Linked DNA regions of Mus musculus: region 1 is linked to region 2. The links are chromatin loops, found by intact Hi-C in ENCODE. Cell type or tissue: left cerebral cortex. All regions are shown on one strand. Links, peaks and the distances in the headings refer to the core of each region. The heading gives the core; the rest is flanking DNA.

Evidence for each region. Hi-C counts contacts between places; a loop is a spot of excess contacts. Peaks named below come from ENCODE experiments on the same cell type or tissue, not always from the same donor. Only the 100,000 strongest peaks of a DNase experiment are listed, where the experiment ranks them.
Region 1: it touches region 2 in a loop (2.4-fold over the local background); 2 of 42 quality-filtered maps call a loop at or near these places.

Annotation. Positions count from the first base shown.
Region 1 is chr9:68,880,603-68,889,791 of GRCm38, forward strand. The region is part of intron 1 of Rora (RAR-related orphan receptor alpha); the gene reads left to right. Gm31262 (a long non-coding RNA gene) reads left to right here. Exons shown (of 2, transcript XR_379583.4): 1 at 1-9,189. Among named protein-coding and RNA genes, the nearest start is that of Gm31262, 62 kb to the left of the region's middle. In left cerebral cortex, for the core only: a CTCF peak has its summit at 4,445; DNase peaks (open chromatin) are centred at 1,553, 4,014, 4,269 and 8,312; H3K27ac peaks cover 1,189 bases.
Region 2 is chr9:69,285,311-69,294,499 of GRCm38, forward strand. The region is part of intron 2 of Rora (RAR-related orphan receptor alpha); the gene reads left to right. Among named protein-coding and RNA genes, the nearest start is that of Gm46153, 16 kb to the right of the region's middle. In left cerebral cortex, for the core only: a CTCF peak has its summit at 4,409; DNase peaks (open chromatin) are centred at 3,981, 4,537, 5,071, 5,375 and 1 more place; H3K4me3 peaks cover 2,855 bases; H3K27ac peaks cover 2,091 bases.

The sequences.
Region 1 (9,189 bases), core at 454-8,453, 400 kb before region 2:
TTAATTTTGGACACAGCCCCATCCCATCTCTTATTGTGCTATAAGCAAGTGTTTTAATTTCATCAAGTATGTGTATCACAACAACACTAAACAGTTGTCCTGGTTGGGGTGTAGTGGAGGGTCTTCCTATTTGGAGTTGCTTCTGACAACTTGCTACAAGGCTGTGAGAGACATCAACTGCAAACGCCCAACTGCTGGTTACGATGCTGCCCGTGGCATGGCTGCGACACAGTGCACACAGCTACAGCATCTGCAACATTCTGCCTACTTCAATTCCAGAAAGGTTCTCAATATATACTCCAACTCTGAGTAGACAGGAGAGTGTCAGTTTGCATAAGCCCTCACTGACAACGCTCTCATCTGCCTTTTTTATCTTTGCTAATTGGATACGTTTTAAAGAGTATAAGGCCCCTTAGTTTGCATTTCTTTGATTGTAAATGATGCTTGATACTCTTTATTTCTTTAGATTAAACAAAACTAGCAGTGTGGTGCACACCGCTATTTTCCTTTCTCGGTCACCGGTATTATTTACTCAGTCCGATGTCTGTATCCATGTCGCTCTGTGGTAGAAGGCCTCATGTTCCCAGTTCAGCTTTCCTAAGGCATGCTAGGAGATTTAATCAGCAACTGAAAGAGACAGTGGGGCGCGGCGTGCCCTCCATCCAGGTCCCCGTGGACTCTTCGCTTTGAATCTGCCTGCTGCTTCTCTGACAGGTGTACTTCTTAGCTCCAGAGACCTGGACCAGACAACCCTGAGCCCTCACTCTGTCTGATGTGCCTTGGGACTTTAGACGTTGCCAAAATACATATGGCCTAGAGAATGCAAAAGGTCACAGGATTATTTTTAGAGGGGACAGATAAGGCTCTGTTTTAAGCTTAAGGACTCTAATAAGACACTCTTTTTCTATTATTTGTATGGTAGATATGTGGTCTTTTACTCTGTTTTGTCTCTCTGTGTCTATGTCTCTGTCTGTCTTTCTGTCTTTTTGTGTCTTCCACTGTGTTTCTGTCTCCCCCTTCCATTATATACTTCTAGGACAAGAAGTAAATTCTATTAGTAATGAAATCAGATGTGTCCCAGGGAGTGAAGAACATCTCCTTTGCCAACCCAGAGGTCAAAGAGGATTTTTCTCTCTTTGTAATGAGTTGAATATCCGTCTTGCTTGAGATCTCTTTAGTCTGTGATCCTTAATGTGTGACATTGTCTTCCTCCTACCAATTGTCTTTATCCTAAATTTATTTTTTAATGAAGGGAAAAGATTTTGGAGAGAGAGACAGAGACAGAGACAAAGGAGACAGAGATTCAGAAAGACCAGGAACTTGAAAAGGTGACTGGTCAGTTAGATAAATATTTGTCTGCCCTTCATGGACACACATAAGACCACACGGTCGCCACACCCCCGGCAAGTGTTTAGAGGAGGCAGATATGAATCGAGGATGTCTCTGAGTTTCAGAAGTCTGCCTCTCCCAGCTGCAGTCCTAGAGGAAGCCTGTATTCATAGATCCTCAATACAGCACCAGCGGGACCCTAATTAATGAGTTTGTTTGTTCTTCTTGCCAGCTGGGTACAAAAAGCATTGTCTAGTCTCTAGCCAGTGTGTGTGTGTGTGTGTGTGTGTGTGGTGTTTGGATTTGGAATTCCTAGATCTCAAAGAGATTAGCCAGTTCTTACAGCCTCCGCTGCCCCTCAAGAATTAGTCTAAAAGGTGGAGACATTTTCTTAAAGTGGCTAATAACCAGAAACACCCTTTTTGTTTTCAGGGAAGGGGAGGGGTGCACATATTATAGCCTGTCATGATGATGGATAAGATTGTTAGCCAGTTACATCCTTGTGTTTTCAAGTGACTTACAGAAAGCCAGTTTGGTGACATTGGGAGGCTGCTGGGAATGACTTGCTTGCAGAAGATTAGATCTCCAGCTGGAAGATGCTCTGGATAAAGTGAGCCGTGGGCCGATGGGTCCCTAATTCCCCAGTAGGCTGCCTTGGGAGACACCACTGTATTCCCTTCCTTCAATATGCTACAAGCCCTTTAATCTCTGGATTGCATTGTTTGAGCACAGAGCAAGGCTCCTCCAAACCCAGGATTAAATTAGGAGAAATCCCCCTGCTGCTTCTATTGAATTGAGTTAATATAATGAGTTTATTGTTAAATTAAACAAAATGAAACTTGCCATGTGGAAGAAATATGGCTGACATCACAGTGGGATGCTGGTTTGGTTTGTGGGGTTTTTTTTTTTTTTTTTTGCTGTTGTTTTTTCTCTCCCCTACCCCTTCCCACCTTGCCTCTGAACCGCTCAGAGGTGGCTTTTTGGCTCTGATGTTCCAAGTCTCACATTCTGACTCTGCATCCCAAGGGACATGAGAGCTGACAGTTAGGGCCAGCACTTCAAGCAAAGAGAAAACATGAGCTGTCCTTGGTGGTGGGATACAGTAAGTCTATTTTTGAGAACTGTGCCTTCAAAGAGGCTGATCTGTTAACACATAGACAGGTACCTATTTCCCTCCCCTGGGGGAGAAGCTAACAGGACGCCTCTGCACTGAAAGAGTTAACTCCGTGGCAAGCTAGCCAGTGTAGCACAATGGCGACTTCCTTCTTTTGACTGTAATATGTAAGACCCAAATGCTTTGTCAGCCTCTTGCAGCCCAAGACGTACACAGCCATGAAGTGGATCGTTATTGGCATGCTGTTTCTAAAAGGGAAGCTGGACTCCGAGTTGACTTATTAAGATTTTTCTAGAACATAGTTGTCCCCTTCCCTTGGCTCAGTACTCAGTTTCCAAAGCATTGTTTTCTTCCTTGATTTACATGATGTCTGGGCATTGATCATCTTTAACCCAGCATTGATAGACAAAGGGATCTCACTTGGTAGTCAGGCAAACCAGAGTCAGGTGCTGGGTGAAGCTTCTAGAATGCACTGGATAAGGCTTTTTTGTCTGTATGGAATACTTTAAGTCTCTCCACTGGAGAAGGTCTTGTTTTGGTTTGGGTTTTTTGATGTTGATGTTGTTCCTTCAAATAATTATCTTAAGCTCAGAAGCCACCTGGAACAAACTTCAAACTAATGCTGAGGAAACGGAGGTTAAAGAAGTGAGAGGTTTATATGGTGCGTATCTCTCCAGACCTCCTGCGTCCCTGGCTGCCAGAGGTCCACATGACTCTCTTCTCTCCCATCTCATGTTCCCAAACCTCTCATAAGAGTTTGGAGATGTATTTAGCAACAGTATCACGTGCCCTTTGCCTTTCCTTCTCTGCCTTCTGAACAGCCGCTCTTTACCCAACTCTCCCCCACCAGATTTGTCATCAGTCAGCCAGTTATCGATTCCTTATCCATTTCGCCCTCAACTTTGACCCGCTCAGAGAGTTTGCTGACATCATCTGCCCCACTTACCCCCACATCATCACCTTTGAGCTGAGATCTGGAACTTTCTTTGATGTCATCGGCCTTGTCTTACCCTGACTGTTTCCCTTCAGGAATATTCTCTTGGGTATGATATCAATCCCTGCCTTAGTGTCTCATTAACATTTCTTGACTAGTCACCTAAGACAACTTAATGCCTAGGCTTCGAAATGTGTATGGTTAATGCCTCAAAACGCCCAGTTAACCTTATGTAAACCTGTATCAGCTATGGGGTACGCTGGTGAAAGTGAGATTGGGTAAAACAAACATTCCCATTTAGTAAAAGGAGCGTGTTCTTGTCATCATCATCAAGAAATTCTAACCATCAGATGTGTTTTCCAGAAAGATCTTCTTTAGTTAATAATTTCTGGGGGGAAAAAAACTAATGCTAAGTATAACCCATAATTTTACATCTGTTAAGTGATTTGAACTGTAAAATGTTAACATTCAAAAAAAAAAAAGTTTGCCTTTCCAGCTGTTGATCCTCTCTAAAGAGTTGCAGTTGGCATGCAGGACATCTCTCTGGCAGGCTCACAGAAGCTCTGTGTGCAGGACGCCTCTGTCTTTCTAGCAGGCTCCAGGAAGTTCTATTTTGATGCCTTCCGGGGGCAGGGTAAGTTTTTGTACATAATTCAGCTGCTTTCGCTTCCTTTTAACACACAAAGTCTGGTTAGAATTTACCTCTGTTTACTGCTTTACTTGGAATAGCCAGGTTGTGTTGTCCTCTGTACTTTGAAGGGGGCTACGTTGAAGCTGGAAGGAAGCAGGACCTTCCCGTACCCATTCCCTGTCCCCCACTTTTGCCAGTAATGTAAGACTCCCCTTCCCTTCTTGCCCACATGCACAAACTAGCCCTCGGCCCTCACAGACAGATGGGCAGGAAGTCTTGAGACTGCAGAAGGGACCTGGCTGGCTCAAGTTCCAGCATATATGTGGGGGAAGAAAGAAAGAGCATACGTACAGCCTAGTTTTTAGCTTCCACTGTGGTGAACACCTCCCTCTACGGTGTGCGCATGTAAGTCCCTGAGCCTCAGAGAAGGGCTACCATTCATGCATGCAAACTATGAGGGGGTGGCACTCAGGTGGGGGGGGGGAGGACAGAAATTCTAAATGTGTGAGCTGCCTTTGGGGGAATATGCCTCAGTGGCAGTGTGCTCCCCATTTATTTGAGAACCCGGTCTTCACACACACTCTCTGGGAGCCCTCACAGAGTGTTCTAGTGGAGCCCTGTATGCTGTGAGAATAATTTTTTTCCATCAAACAGTGAGGGGTTTTAATTGCTCAGCAGCCATTTCTCAATGTAAATTATTTTTCATTCCAGGGGTCCATAGAAGATTTAATTTGAAAGAGAATTCTACTGCTTAAGAAAGCATCTTCTTGGTAGCCACCACATGGTGACTTTGAATCTTTCGTCTAGCTCCAGGAGACTGTAAATAACTATAGCAGAATCCAGTGTGGCTGGTTATCACATTTGGAGTCCCCCAGTCCCCCTGAAATCAGCCCAGGCTTACTACCCACAGCCCATCCAAGAATTGTCCTCCCCATAGACTGGGGACCGTAAGAGCTCCAAACTGGCCCTTCTTTCTCTGGGCTACCCACTGTGCTTTCTCATCATCCTGTTTCTCTCACTGAAGGGAAGAGCTGAGCTTTGTCATGCTCATCTCTCCTAGTGTGTCCAGGGTTCTCCAGTATGAACAGAGGCTCTGTGCAGATGGGAACAAGCTCAGGGAGATGTGTAGGGTCTACCAAAGGCACTGAAGCACCTTGGCCTCATGTGCTGGAGGAATGCACACGAGGGAACTTGGCCTAGTAGAAACCCCCAAGGCCAAGCCAACCAACTTCTAGGTCTAACCTCTCCTATAAGATGCTGAGAGACCAGCGGAGCAGCACCCAGCAGATCTCCTTAATTCTATACATAAGAAGGGAATCTCCCATCATTGGTGTGGCTGTTGAGGACCAAACCATTGCACCAGCATCTGCACACATGCATGCTGACACACACACACACACACACACACACACACACACACACACACACACACATCACTCCTCATTCTTTCCATGGAAGGTCAAGAATATGATCTTTAATTAAGCAGGCAAAGTGGTATCCGTGGTATTGTTGCTCCTTCTTCCTTTTCTCTGGCATTTCTCAAAGTTATCGAGGAGAGGGTAATTTGTCCAATGAAGCAAACATTAAGCTTCATTGGTAGGGAGTGTGAATTTGTGCTAATAAAAATGTCCCTCAGTGTCTTCCATTCCAGGGATGGAAGGCTGAGATAATAGGAACTATGAATCTGGTCCTTTTAAATGCAAACTATTATGCAGAATTTATCTATAAGTGTATTTTAAGAAGATAAACATTCAGTGCTCAAGTCTAGCACTGGATTATCTTGTTTTTAAATACATATTTATTTGAATAGCAATGACTCTTGGAAAAATATCTTTTTTGGAGATGATTTTAATCTTAATAAAGGTATTGCTTTCTAGAAGCTGGTAAAAGTTATAACTGTCATATTTGCTTTAATATTTTTAGTAGATGATGCCATTTAAATAAATAAAACATACATACAGACAGACACACACTCACACACACACACACACACACACTCACACACACACACACTCACACACACACACACACTCACACACACACACTCACACACACACAGAGTGGGGGTGGAGGGAGACCTTAAAGACTCATGCCTGGCATATTGAAACACTAGATGGCTGTCAATAAACTACTTTCCTTTTCTGAACATCATTAAGAAAATATTTATTTCACTCTTATGTGTATAGATGTGTTTGAGTGTATTCACATGCAAAGTAAGTATTTGCACAAGCCTGCAGACATCAGAAGGGGTATAGGATCCTTGGAACTGGAGTCACGGAAGGTTGTGAGCTACACTGTGGTTCTGGAAACTGAACCTGGGTCCTCTGACAGAGAAGGAAGCACAGTTATTAACTGTTGAACCAATAAAGGGCTTTCTTCTCAAAACCACAAAGACCCACATTGATATATAAGGTCTATAAGATATAATGCATAGTAGTGTGTGTTATAATCCCAGTGCTGTACAGAGAGAGATGGATGGGTCTCCTGGACTTACTACACAGCCAGTCTAACCTAGCTAGCAAACTCTAAGCCAATGAGAGACCCTTTCTCAAAAAACAAGAGACATGGAACCCGAGGAACAACAAAGTTGATTCCCACCCTCAGGAGTAGACCCCATAATTCAATGCCTGTTCACTTCCAAATTTCTATCACTCTCTTTCTATTTCAAACAAATGAGCTCACATCACATAAGTAAGTGTAGTCAAAAATACCAACATGTTGCCTTCTCTTCTGGGTACCCAACTAACACTTTAAATCAAGATCACTGAGGACAACTGCTTCACACAATCAGCTTACTTTTACATTAGAAGAAAAATTAATTGGCCTGAGGATGAGTTCAATTCCTGCACCTATAATAAAAGCAGCTCATGGGATGTCCTTGTAATCCTAGCATTGGGAGCCAGGGACAGATTGTTAGGCCTTAGTGGCCGGCCAGCCTAGACTACTTGGTAAGTTCCAGGCTAAGAAGATAACTTGTCTCAGAAATAAACGAGGCAGGCAGTATCTAGTGGAATAACACTAGAGATTGTCCTCTGGCCCCCATCTACACTGTATACCTGCACACACACCACATGAGCACATGCAAGAACTGTAATCTAATAATTAGTTGTATTGCTTCCTTCTCTCCCATAAAACCCTTTTGAATGTACCCTGTATTTTGTCAGCTCCTAAAAAGCTCATTTGTGGATAGTTTCGAATTACTTTTGAATTATTTGAAAGTATCTTTTCTATAAGGCATCTGATACAGCAACAGAAGGTGTGTGTCTCCTGTGTGTTTTCAAAGTAGCTGCCCGTAGGACTAGTCTGCTGAAGACTTCAGTGTTGCTGAAATCTAAGCCCTTAAATCCTCAGACCTTTGTGCAGGTATAATTAACATCCAAATAAATACACCGATGAGATATTAAGTGTGCAGTGCAATGAGTTTGCAATGAATGTAGACAACTGTCTACATCTGTATGAGCGCTAAATTAAGCAAGAGACAGAATGCTTCAACCCTCTAGGTGCTCTCCCCTGCAGAGGGCTCCCTTTGATAGCTCCCTGCCTCATATTGGTTCTCTTTATTTCATTATCAAATGTTGAAAAGGGCAAAATGTAGTAAGTAGGGAGATGGCTCTTCACTTTGAACTTGACGCAGAATATTGATTGCTTTCCTTAGAGTGAATGGCCAGAAGTACACTCTTCCTCACTTTGGGGACAGGATTCTGTGTCAGTCGATAGTTGTGGCATGTTCTTCGATGTTACAACTTACCCAGCAGGCTTCTTTGTCTTGTGGGGAAGCTCCAAAGTATGTGAGAAGAAGTCCACACCCAGGCCATCTAGGAGGACTTGAACTGGACCATGAGACCTGGGATGCTGACACTGAGGAGCGGGGTCCCTGTACCATAGACTTCTGACCCAGTGGGGGAAGAAAGCCCCAGCAGTCAAAGGAAAGAGGCTTGTCAGTGGGAGGATGAAGAAGGAGGAGACAGCCACAGAAGAAGGTCCCTTCTCAAAGGTCCCTTCTATCATAGCAGGGTCAAAAGACAGAGAGGGCTTGGCAAGATTCTCACCAGGATACTCTATATAGTCCCCCGACAAACCAAGCAAACTCAACTCCCATGCTGGAAGCAGCACACATTACCATCACCCCCCCTCCCCAACACACACACACACACACACACACACACACACACACACACACACACACGTCCCTATGCCTCTGTCCCTGGACTGCTAACAACCAGCTCAAATTGGCTGATTTCCCCACGTTTGTCATGGAGCCAGCTGCACTGCCTCAGCTGAGCATCTGTAGAAAGGAAAGCAAAGAACCAGGAAGAAAAAAAAAAGACACTTTCAAGTCATTATTCTTCTTCATTTCCCTATTCTCTGCCCCGCCCCTCGCAGGCTCCACTGCCGTGCCTCTTTCTTCGTCGTGTTCTTTATTTAAAAACTCTTTTTATAACAATCTTTCCCTTTATGTGGCGAGAGCCCCTGGCATCCTTCCATGACCTGTCTGCAGAGAGATACTCCTCCCTCCTAATTAGGCCTTTCTTACCCCACTTCCGCTCTTCCTTCTCTTTCTCTCCCTTTTAAAGCTTCTGGCCCTTGACACTCTGAAGCCCCAGTGGAATAACCACACTTGCTAAAATGAAGGGTCCTCAAAAAGGTGATGGAGTTGGCTTTTTCAAGGAACCCTGAAATTCACACAGATCCGTGATTACAATGGACCAGGGTACCTAGTGATGCCAAATTAAGATGTCTCATCCCAATTGTAGATTCACATGCACTCCCCTATACTTGGACCATTTCATGTGTGGATCCTTGTAGATATAAACCATCATTTCTGGGCTATGTCCTTGTAGGTTTGGGGGCAGAAGGGTAGGATCCTGTGCTGTCCCGTTGAGATGATAGAAGGAGCTAGAATCTCCGGGTAAGAGAGCCAGGGATGGAATCAAGACAGGATGATGGACCTAGACACCATTCTCCAGGAGCTTGTGAACCAGTTGTCACAAAGCAAATAGTGTTTGATGCTTGAGAAAGAAGGTGTGGATCTTCTGATCTGCAGAAAGGGTGGACTTAACATCATCTACCTTCTATGTAAGTAGCTCTATTAAGTAGGATTTGAAGTAGCTCAGTCACTATGAGCTACTTTCCCTACTGAAAGTCATGGCTGGAAGTCATGGCTGTGCCACAATTCACCTC
Region 2 (9,189 bases), core at 718-8,717:
CTCCAGCCACCTCAATGATCTATTCCACCAAAAGGCATAGGTGTGGTCCATAACCCCCCATCCACCGATAGTGGCCATGGCCACCCAGATGCTGGACTCCTGCAGAAAATGTCAGCCTCATACAAGGAAATGACTGACTCCTGTAGGGTTTTAGAGCAAAGATCATCTCATTGGTAAACATCTTGAGACCAAAGCAATCACATTGTTTTCTTTTGGTTCTAGAATACAATTCTAGGCATAAAATAGATGCTCAATAATTGTGGTCAACAGAAGTAAGTAAGTAAGTGTGTGTGTGTGTGTGTGTGTGTGTGTGTAAAACTAAAGGCATTGTTTGACACCAAAATACCGTTTGTTTCATCAGATTTCGTGGTCAGAATATTTGTATATACTCATGCGTATTTAAATGCCATTCTACTTTGGTCTTAAAATAGTGAGCAAGACAGACAAGCCATATTAAAATGTTCACCCCCCCCTTAACATTAATAAACAAGATAAATCAACGATTCCCTCTCTTATCTTTGATTCTGGATCTCTCCAGTATTATTCATAAAATGTTATTTTGTGAGACCTGGAGTCTTCTAGATTCACAATTTAGCAAGACCATGATCTACAAAAGGGAGTAGATGCCTTTTCTGCAGCTTCCCTCTGTGTAGTCTTGCTGGCCCTGATTGTCTTTCAGAAGGCAAAGACTGAGCTGAAACAAGGTCGTAGACTGTGTTAACTTTTGGGTGGCCTCTTCCCTGTTCAGTTAGAAAGAAATTAATTGAATTATCAAGCTGTAGAAGAGACAGGGGCGAGGAAAAGAAAGAACCAAAATGCTCCTATTCACATGTATCCCCAAATGTTGAAATCATCTTGTTTTGGGATCTTGAGGAGTTTGGACAAATGCCTCCACCCACTAGTATGCTACCCCCCACCCCACCCCCAAAGCCTTGAATTCATGCTTGGGTGTGATGGTGTGATATACCATATGATCAGGCCTCTGTGTGGTACAAATCTAAATCTCGAAAAAGCTAAGAATCATTTTTTAATGAAAATTAATCCTTGATTTCACTGGGGTATATGACCCATTCTGACTGCTCTTCCCCTGCACCCTCGCATCTCCTTCCTTCCCCCATCTAGCCACCTTCCCTTCCTTTCCCCACTCATCTTCCACATTCCTGTCTTTTTCTCTCATTTGTGACTCTTGGGTTTGGCCAAGGCCATCCATATGGCCTTAATCAGATTTACTATTAGAGTTCGGCAGGTTTGCTAGTGGATATACCATTGAAGACAACTGTTCCCCCTCCACCGGAATAATGGGTAGGCTCTTCTGAGTTCTCTCACACCCATGACTGACTGTTGAAAAGCCCTGTCTTGAATGGGCCCCTTGCAAGCAATTGCAGCTGCTACTAGTTCATGTTAATGATGACTGGTGTCAAGAGAATGGAACTCCACCACACTTTTCCACATCTTACTTCCTTTCCAGTCTCTTTCCACATTTCTTGAGCCTTAGAGGCAGTAATAGGAATGGTTTGTTTAGGGCTAAATCCTGTGCTTTGATGTCTGAGCATCTTGGGCAGCCATGTGTCTCTAGACTCATAAACTGGCCCTGTGGAGTGAAACCCAAGTCATTTTCTTGACCTCTGGAAGAGAGATCGACACCAACTTCCTGGCCATACTCTAGTCTGGACCCCTGCAGAAGTGCACCAGGCTCTGCTCAGGGATGAGCTGGGAAAATCTGGTCTCTACAATGTGTCTCTACTTTCTACTAAGTGTCAGATCTGGTGTATGCAGCCAATGGGACCCCACATGAGTCTGTGGCCATCTATAAACTCATTTTGACCTCTTGGCTGAGATTAGCCAACACAATAATGTTTGAGAACTCATATGTAACATTCTCCCATTTGCAGGAAAGAATTCCTATCCAATGGCATTTCCTTCTTGTAAGCAATATTCTTTTTTTTTTCTTCTTCAGAATGCATGTTTAAAAGGATGCAAAGAATATATTTCTTAAAACTATTTCCCCCCATGCTAGATGCTCCACTGCATTTATTCAATAAAATCCAATTATTCCTATAGATAATGTTTCAATATTATACCGTGTCTTTATATGAGGATGTTTTAATTTAGTGTGTGAAATTTTTTACAGGAATGTATTTGTAGCTCCAATTTGATTTTCTTGAAGGAAGATATGTGGCCTTTCATTCCTGGCTGGTTTGTTTGGTCAAAGACTTCTAAGTCCATGGGCAATTTATCCTATCATCTATTATAAAATAAACACTCTCATTTTTATTTTCAAAAGTTTCATAAAAGCTGTTCCTATGAAGTACAGTTATCTCCCCTAGGTTAAAAGCTGATGATATGTAATAGAGGCGTGTATTACAAATGGCATCTAGCCACCCAGGAAGGTTACGACTTAACATCTGAATTCTGCTGCTCATGTAGGATGTGAGAGCAATGCATTTCCAGAAGGGCAAGGTCAGGATTCCATTATCCTGGCAATGTCTTTGCTGGATAAATGTGTAAATATTTCAAATAAGTATGATGAGATGCTATTTCTATTGAGGACTTCTCTACAGGAGGAAAGATCATCCTCTTTGTAATTGTGGGAGTCCGTGTCACGGCGCATGCCATTCCTCCTTACCGATTTCATTTGAAATGGCCTGGAAATAACCGATTACTTTAGATGTAAGACTATTTACCTTGGAGTCAGAAGTCTGGCGGGCAGGCTGGAGCTAATGGATTTGGTTGTTTTCAAAGCATTCTTATCTACAGCAAGATACTGTTTTAAAGTGAATCCTCAGCTTGTCTATCAAGAGGCACTTGCACTGGGCAGAACACATGAACATGTGCTCTGTAGTTGTATTCTCCTCCTTTAACAATACAAAGAAGGGGAGGGAAAAAAATGCACCCAGCACCCAGTGGTGGGCTATTTTGGTGGCACTCTTCTTTTTACATGACTAACACAAGGGAAACCCAAAACCAAATTTGAAGACTGGGGCGTTGCCTCATTGGGAGATGGAGTTGCATCATGGGAACATGGTGTGATTTAATTTCATAATTGTAAACATTACAGTGGGTATGGCTGATTTCCTCTGTAACCCTTGTCCACTTCACTATGCCTGGACAGCAGAGTTAACATGGGTAGGTCCTGGCTTCAGATTCTTTTCCTGTCTCTTTTTTTTTTTTTTTTTTTTTTTTTTTTTTTTTTTTTTGTGTGTGTGTGTGTGTGTGGTTGTATTTCAAAAAATTCTAAAGGAAAAAAAAAACCTACTTGGGGATGAATGTGTCTGAAATCAAACATTTTTGTAAGGCCATAGCTTAACTAAAAGACAATGACGTTTTCTGACCATTCCAATCCTAGAACTGTGTAAATGTTTGGAAAACATTTCTTTTTCCTTGAAATGGGGGTTGGGAGGGGGAATGAACAGATCTGAATCTTTGTTATGGGGCTAGATGTCTGCATGTGTTCTAAATTACCGCCACAACACAGGGTCAAGGCTAGCTTGGTTCCATGGAAAGAGAAATATTAGAATCCTTCCTGTTTGATCATCAGAGGGTGGGGGCTGTCTCAGATCTGCACTAGGTAAGCAAGTTTGGCTTAGTAGATTTTTCCCCCCTTTTATGCGCAATACTGTAGGCATAGTTGCCAACGTTTTAAGTAAAGCGGAAGCCTGGTAAGTAGTCTTGAAATTCAGCATAAAGAGATTCATCTGGGAACAAAAATAAAACCATGATTTACGTAAATGCAGTAAAAAGTTTCAAACATTGGAGGGAATTAAATCTCGGTTGTAAGGTGAATGGTATGGCTACCGGTGTTGTTTGTTGTTTCTTCTGTTTAAAATGCCACGTCTTATCTTTGAGGTTAGAAAACTAGCGCCCTTTCCACTTGGAGATGGGTTTTCTGGAGAGACTTCTAGATAGGATGAGCCTGGGGACCAGTGGCTCAAATTGTCTGGCACCTGGAGCTCATTTAGCAGGCAGACATGGTTTTCCAGTCTTACATATACAGGCTGTCTTGAATGCGGGATGCTGCGGGAGTACGCAGCCCGGAACTACGACCTTGGATGCTGTGAGCTGGGTGAGTCCTGAAAGTCTTACGAGGGGGCTTGCTCCGTCCCAAAACTGGTGTCAGTTCCGGGCCTGGGGGCTGGGATGCCCTGGGACAAGAGGGAGACTGTAGCTTCCTCAGACGGAAAGCTTCTTTGGGGTTAATCATTCAGTGTTTTTGTCACTGAGAAGGGTTCTGGAACTGAGCTGAAAGAGGCATCAGGGTGCTTAGCTGAAGTGCCAGGGGGAGGGGGGTAGCGGGAGGGAGTGTGGAAAGTGGTCAGAGGCAAGGCAGAGAGCTTCCGGGCCGCCACAGGTGATCGGTTAGTAAAGAGGTGGCGAGGGACTTTGGTGCGGGCCCCTGGGAGCGCAGGGGGGCAGCACTGTGTCGGGGTGGGCCGTTCCCGGTCACCTGCCCGCGGGGGCGGAGCGCGGCGCCCAGGCGCACCCGCCTCCCGCCTCTTGCTCCCGCCCCGGGAGGAAGCGGAGGGGCGCGGTGTAAACAGAGCGGCGGCCGTGATGTCAGCCGGTCACATGGAGCCTCTTATGGCTCGGGATGGCTCTCGGCGGGCGGGCAGCTGCGGCAGCTGCTGCTGTGGCTCGGGCGGCGGCGGCAAGAGGGGGCTCCGGGGTCGGACGGTCGGCTCTCCCTGCGCTCTCCGCACCGCGGCGTAAAGGATGTATTTTGTGATCGCAGCGATGAAAGGTGAGCTCCGGGTGGCCCGCGGGGACTCGGGTGGACTGACGGCTCCGGGGGGCGGGGAGGAGGGCGCGCAGGGGGAGGGGTGGGCGCGCCTGCCGGAGCTCACGTACAGCTTGAGGGGCAGCCACTGGAACCCAACGGGGTCTCCGGGGCCACCGCAGCGTAGCCACTGGAGCTCGGAGGAGGGTTCGGCCTGCCGCGGGTCGGTGGAGCTAGACTCACGGGCCCGATCGCCCCTCCGGCGTCTTCTTAGCTGCTGTCACTCGTCTGGGTGCGCCTGACACCCAGCGGGGCTCCCCAAAGAAAGTTTGCCGAGAGTCGCAGCGCTTGGAACGCTCAGGGAGGATCTGGCAACTGGGAGGAAGCTGGGGACATCCACACTGGGTCCCCAGGGCCCGCACCCCGGGACAAGTCTGGCCTATGTGTGTGTGGGGGGGGGGGGGGAGCGGCAGCCAGGCCGAGCCCTGCATGCGAACGCTAGTGGTGTCATCCCCAGGACTGGTTAGCGTTCCAGGCCTGCCGTCCGAGCTTCGTACGGCCACCCCACCCTCTGGAGCTCCAGTGGCCAGCGGGTTAGGGAAGTGTGGAAACTCAGCGCTGCGTCCCTCGGACGCCGCCACTTCAGAAAGCGCGCGGGCCGGAGTCAGCCCAGCGCCCCGAAGGTGCCAAGACGCCCTCCGCCGCTGCCCCAGTCGCAGCGCGCTCAGGCTAGACACTTAGGTTTGTGCATGGATGTAGACAGAAGACAGGATCAGCCCACGGGATTGGAGAGGAGAAGCCGAGGTTAGACCGCGGCGAGGGCCTACGGGCACAGGTTAGCCGCGGCTAAGCCTCCGCACCCAGGGCCTCCTCCCTGGTCTGGGGAAGTAAGCTGTGGGAAGTAAAAGGAGGAAAGTGGTTTGCAGGGACGGCTGGCTTCAGGTGTCCCAAGGTGAGGCGGGAAGAAGCCAAGGCAAGTCAGGGAAGTTTGTGATGGAGACAAAGTTTGGAGGTGCGCAGGAAGTTGCTTGTGCCGCAGGGAGAAACCGAGACAGGCGCTTCGACCTTTGCAGATGGCCCTGGAAAGACTCAGCCCCATAGCTCTCTGCGCGATCGTGCGCCTGCTGGGTCCTCTCGGCGGATAATCTGCCCAAGCAGTGTGCAGGCCCGGTCGCCCGGCTTGGGGATTTAAAGCTCCATCTGTCTGTGGCACAGCGGCCGCTCCTCTCAGGGGCAACAATTGTGAGCACCCTGAAGGTCTTGCGGGGTTTTGCCCTCTAGCGCGGCGGCCCGGTGCTCGTTAAACGTTTGCTAGGTTTAGGATTATTTTGTTGTTGCAATCCAGGATGAAGGACACCCGTACCGTATCTGCGCCGGCTTTACTTTCAGATCATTGTGTTTTTTCACTAGAGATTGGGTGGCATCTTTTATTAATTATTAACAGGTCGAAGCATTCAGGACGCTAAGATGAGCTGGCTGCGTTCGATGAAATCTTTCTGTAGGATGCGCCCACGGCAAATTTAGTGCCTTTCCCCTTCCACTTGCGGGAAGTGAGGTTGAATCACTTTTATAATATGTGACTGGTATAACACAAGAGGGAAGAGCTTCCCGTGGTCTTAAGTGTGTGAAAGTATTGGGGAAGGAAAGGTGTTGAGGTTTCTTATTATGTAAAAGAAATCGTTTTCCCCTCCCCAAAAGAGAATCTTGGTAATTCTTCTTCCCATTAAACCTGTTAAGTGAAAACTGACTGCAGAAGCCGCGACGCCAGTTGTATTTCGTTCCCTCACCTACTTAAATTTAAAAACTAGAATTTGCTGTTTGGGAAGGGCGGGTGAAGGTCCTCATCCATACTGTGTACCATTGTGTTGAATGGGAGAAAGGTGAGAAGCTGAGAGAGGCTTCTTTTTAATTGCCCTTTCCTCCTGCTGAACAGTAAACCTCTCAAACATTAAGGAACTGTCCTTTGATGGTGTTATTTGAGGCTGATCTTTTTTAGTAAGTTGGCTTTTGGCTTTTGTAGGTTTAGTACCAAGTGAAGTTCTAATCAAACTCGCCTTGTGATAAAAACTGGGGGTCATCAGTATCCCCTCTCCCCTAACATACACACACACACACACACACACACACACACACACACACACACACACACGAGACTTGGGAGCTTCCTATGGCTGCTGTAAAATAAGATTCCTAGATTGGTAGTAATGTCACTGAGAAAAGGAAAAAAATGTCTAGACGTCCTTGCAGTGCAATTTTCTTTAAAACCCAAGCTTAGAGGTATGTGTATGTGTCGGGGGGGGGGGGCTTGGGGGGGGGTTGGATGAGAAATAGAATATTTCAGTCCCAGCATCTTACGTCTTTTGTCTTAATAGGATTGTCTTGCTTTGGTGCAAAATTTAGAAAAATAGTTTGTGGGAAAGCAAGGAATGCTGTAAATGTTTCCATATCAGATTTAAGGGAGGAAAAAAAAAAAACTGGCCTGGAATCGTATTAAATACTTCCCTGCTGCCTCTTGGTTTTAATAGTTAAATTGGTTCCATATGCAAGAGTTTACATAATTAGATTCTTCGTGCAAAACAGAAAGGTTCTTCTTCATAGTATAGCTTTCTGCTGCGTAGATGCCTGTGAACAGAGGAGGAGAGAAGGAGCCACTATAAAAAGAGAGGCATCCTCTTTGTTGCCCGATTTAATGATGTTTTTTTTTAAAAAAAAAAAAAACATCATTAAATCAGGCCTTTTTGAACTCACCAAAGAAGAAAATCCTTTCTCTGTGTCAGTTGTCAAATTAGTTTAGGCTTAAAGTGGTTCGATGCTTAGGAAGTAGTAACCTTGAGTTCGAGCAACTCTTCCCTGACCCTTCAGTGTGTTTTGTTTGCTTGCTTGCTTCACAACAGATTCCCACTACCATTTAGGTTGTTCCTTGGGCACAGGGAAAGAGTAGGGATGCTGTTTATTCTTGAGGCAAGGGGCACTCGGTCTGGTCATCACATGGGCCAAGTGCTGCTAGCTGGTAGCTGAGTGTTAAAAAACTTGAAGCTGGAGCAGTTGGTATTGTATGGCTCTGCAGCCTCTGTTTGTGTAAAGGGACTTAGAAGGATGAAAGCTCAGATGGGAGCCTCCATCCTGTCCTGGATCTTTCCTCCAGGTTGTCACACAGATGCCAAGGCACCTGGAGCCTTTGGAAATCCTCTTTGTATTGGACTTTGGTGTCACACCTAACTTCAACAGTCTGGACAAATTTGGCTTTTGTTTTTAACCGTGTGAAACTTGGATTCAATTCCTAGTCTCATTTTAAACATCCTTCCTGCGGTATCCCTTACCAGGCAGGGATCTGCGTCCCATTTAGGGGACCGGTGATGGATCGGACTGGTAGAAATTGAGGACTGAACGTTGAAAATCGAAAACTCAAATGGCTGCCAGTGCGGAGCCAACTGTGTGTGTGTGTGTGTGTGTGTGTGTGTGTGTGTGTGAAAGGGCACTTGCTGCCCAGTCTGAGGACCTGAGTTCTGTCCCTGGAACCACAGAGTGGAAGGAAAGAACTGACTCCCACAGGTTGGCCTCTGACCTCCCGATGTGTGCCATGGCATGCACATGTCCACATGCATAAAGACATAATAAATAAACATAGTTAAAGATAATTAAAGACAGAAGGACTGAATGTGGATGGATGTAAAGAGAGCCGTGCTGGTCTGCAGGGTGGTTTTTAGGTGCAGTTTTCATAGGCAGCCTCTCAATGCTGTTTTTTCAATTGTGTCATAATACGCTTCTGTCGGGTGTTTTGCCATCAGCCAAGCTGAGCACTCTGATGTAAGCATTAGCCAGGTAGAAAACATATCTAAGCCAACGTAGACTCTGTAATTTAAGTCCTGACTTTTCCTGGTGTTCAGTAGCCATATCTGTAAATAGATTCATAGTTCTCGAGACCCCTTTCTCCCGTTTTCCCTTCCAGCCATGGAGATCAGAACACCAATGGGCAAGGTCAGCAAACAGATCATTGCCAAACGTCTGAGAGAGCAGCCGTCAGCTTTGTAACTTACTCTGTGGCTCCTAAGATGATTATATTTAGAAAGGACCATTTATTTGGGCAAAAGTGAACTTTGTGGATGGACGGGTAGGTGGACGGATGCATTGATGAATGAGTCTTCCTAAATATTTCACCATCAATAAAGTTCCTTCATGGAATTTGTTGTCTGAGAATACTTTGTAATGACGGTGTTTGTGCAGGCCTGGGTGTAGCTTGGTTGATGGAGTGTTAGATTCATATGTTCATTTCTTCTTTCCTTAGCACCAAAAGAAATGTCAAAGATGGATTTTTTTTTTGTTTTCTACATATTTACAATGTTTATTGCAGACCAAGCAAAGCTGCTTGAGTCTGTGTGTTTCACATTTGATCGTTCAAAGCCGTAACCTTTAGACACATTACGCTATCGGCTACACTTACTTTATATTTTTCTGATTTAAAGTAAATTTTTAAA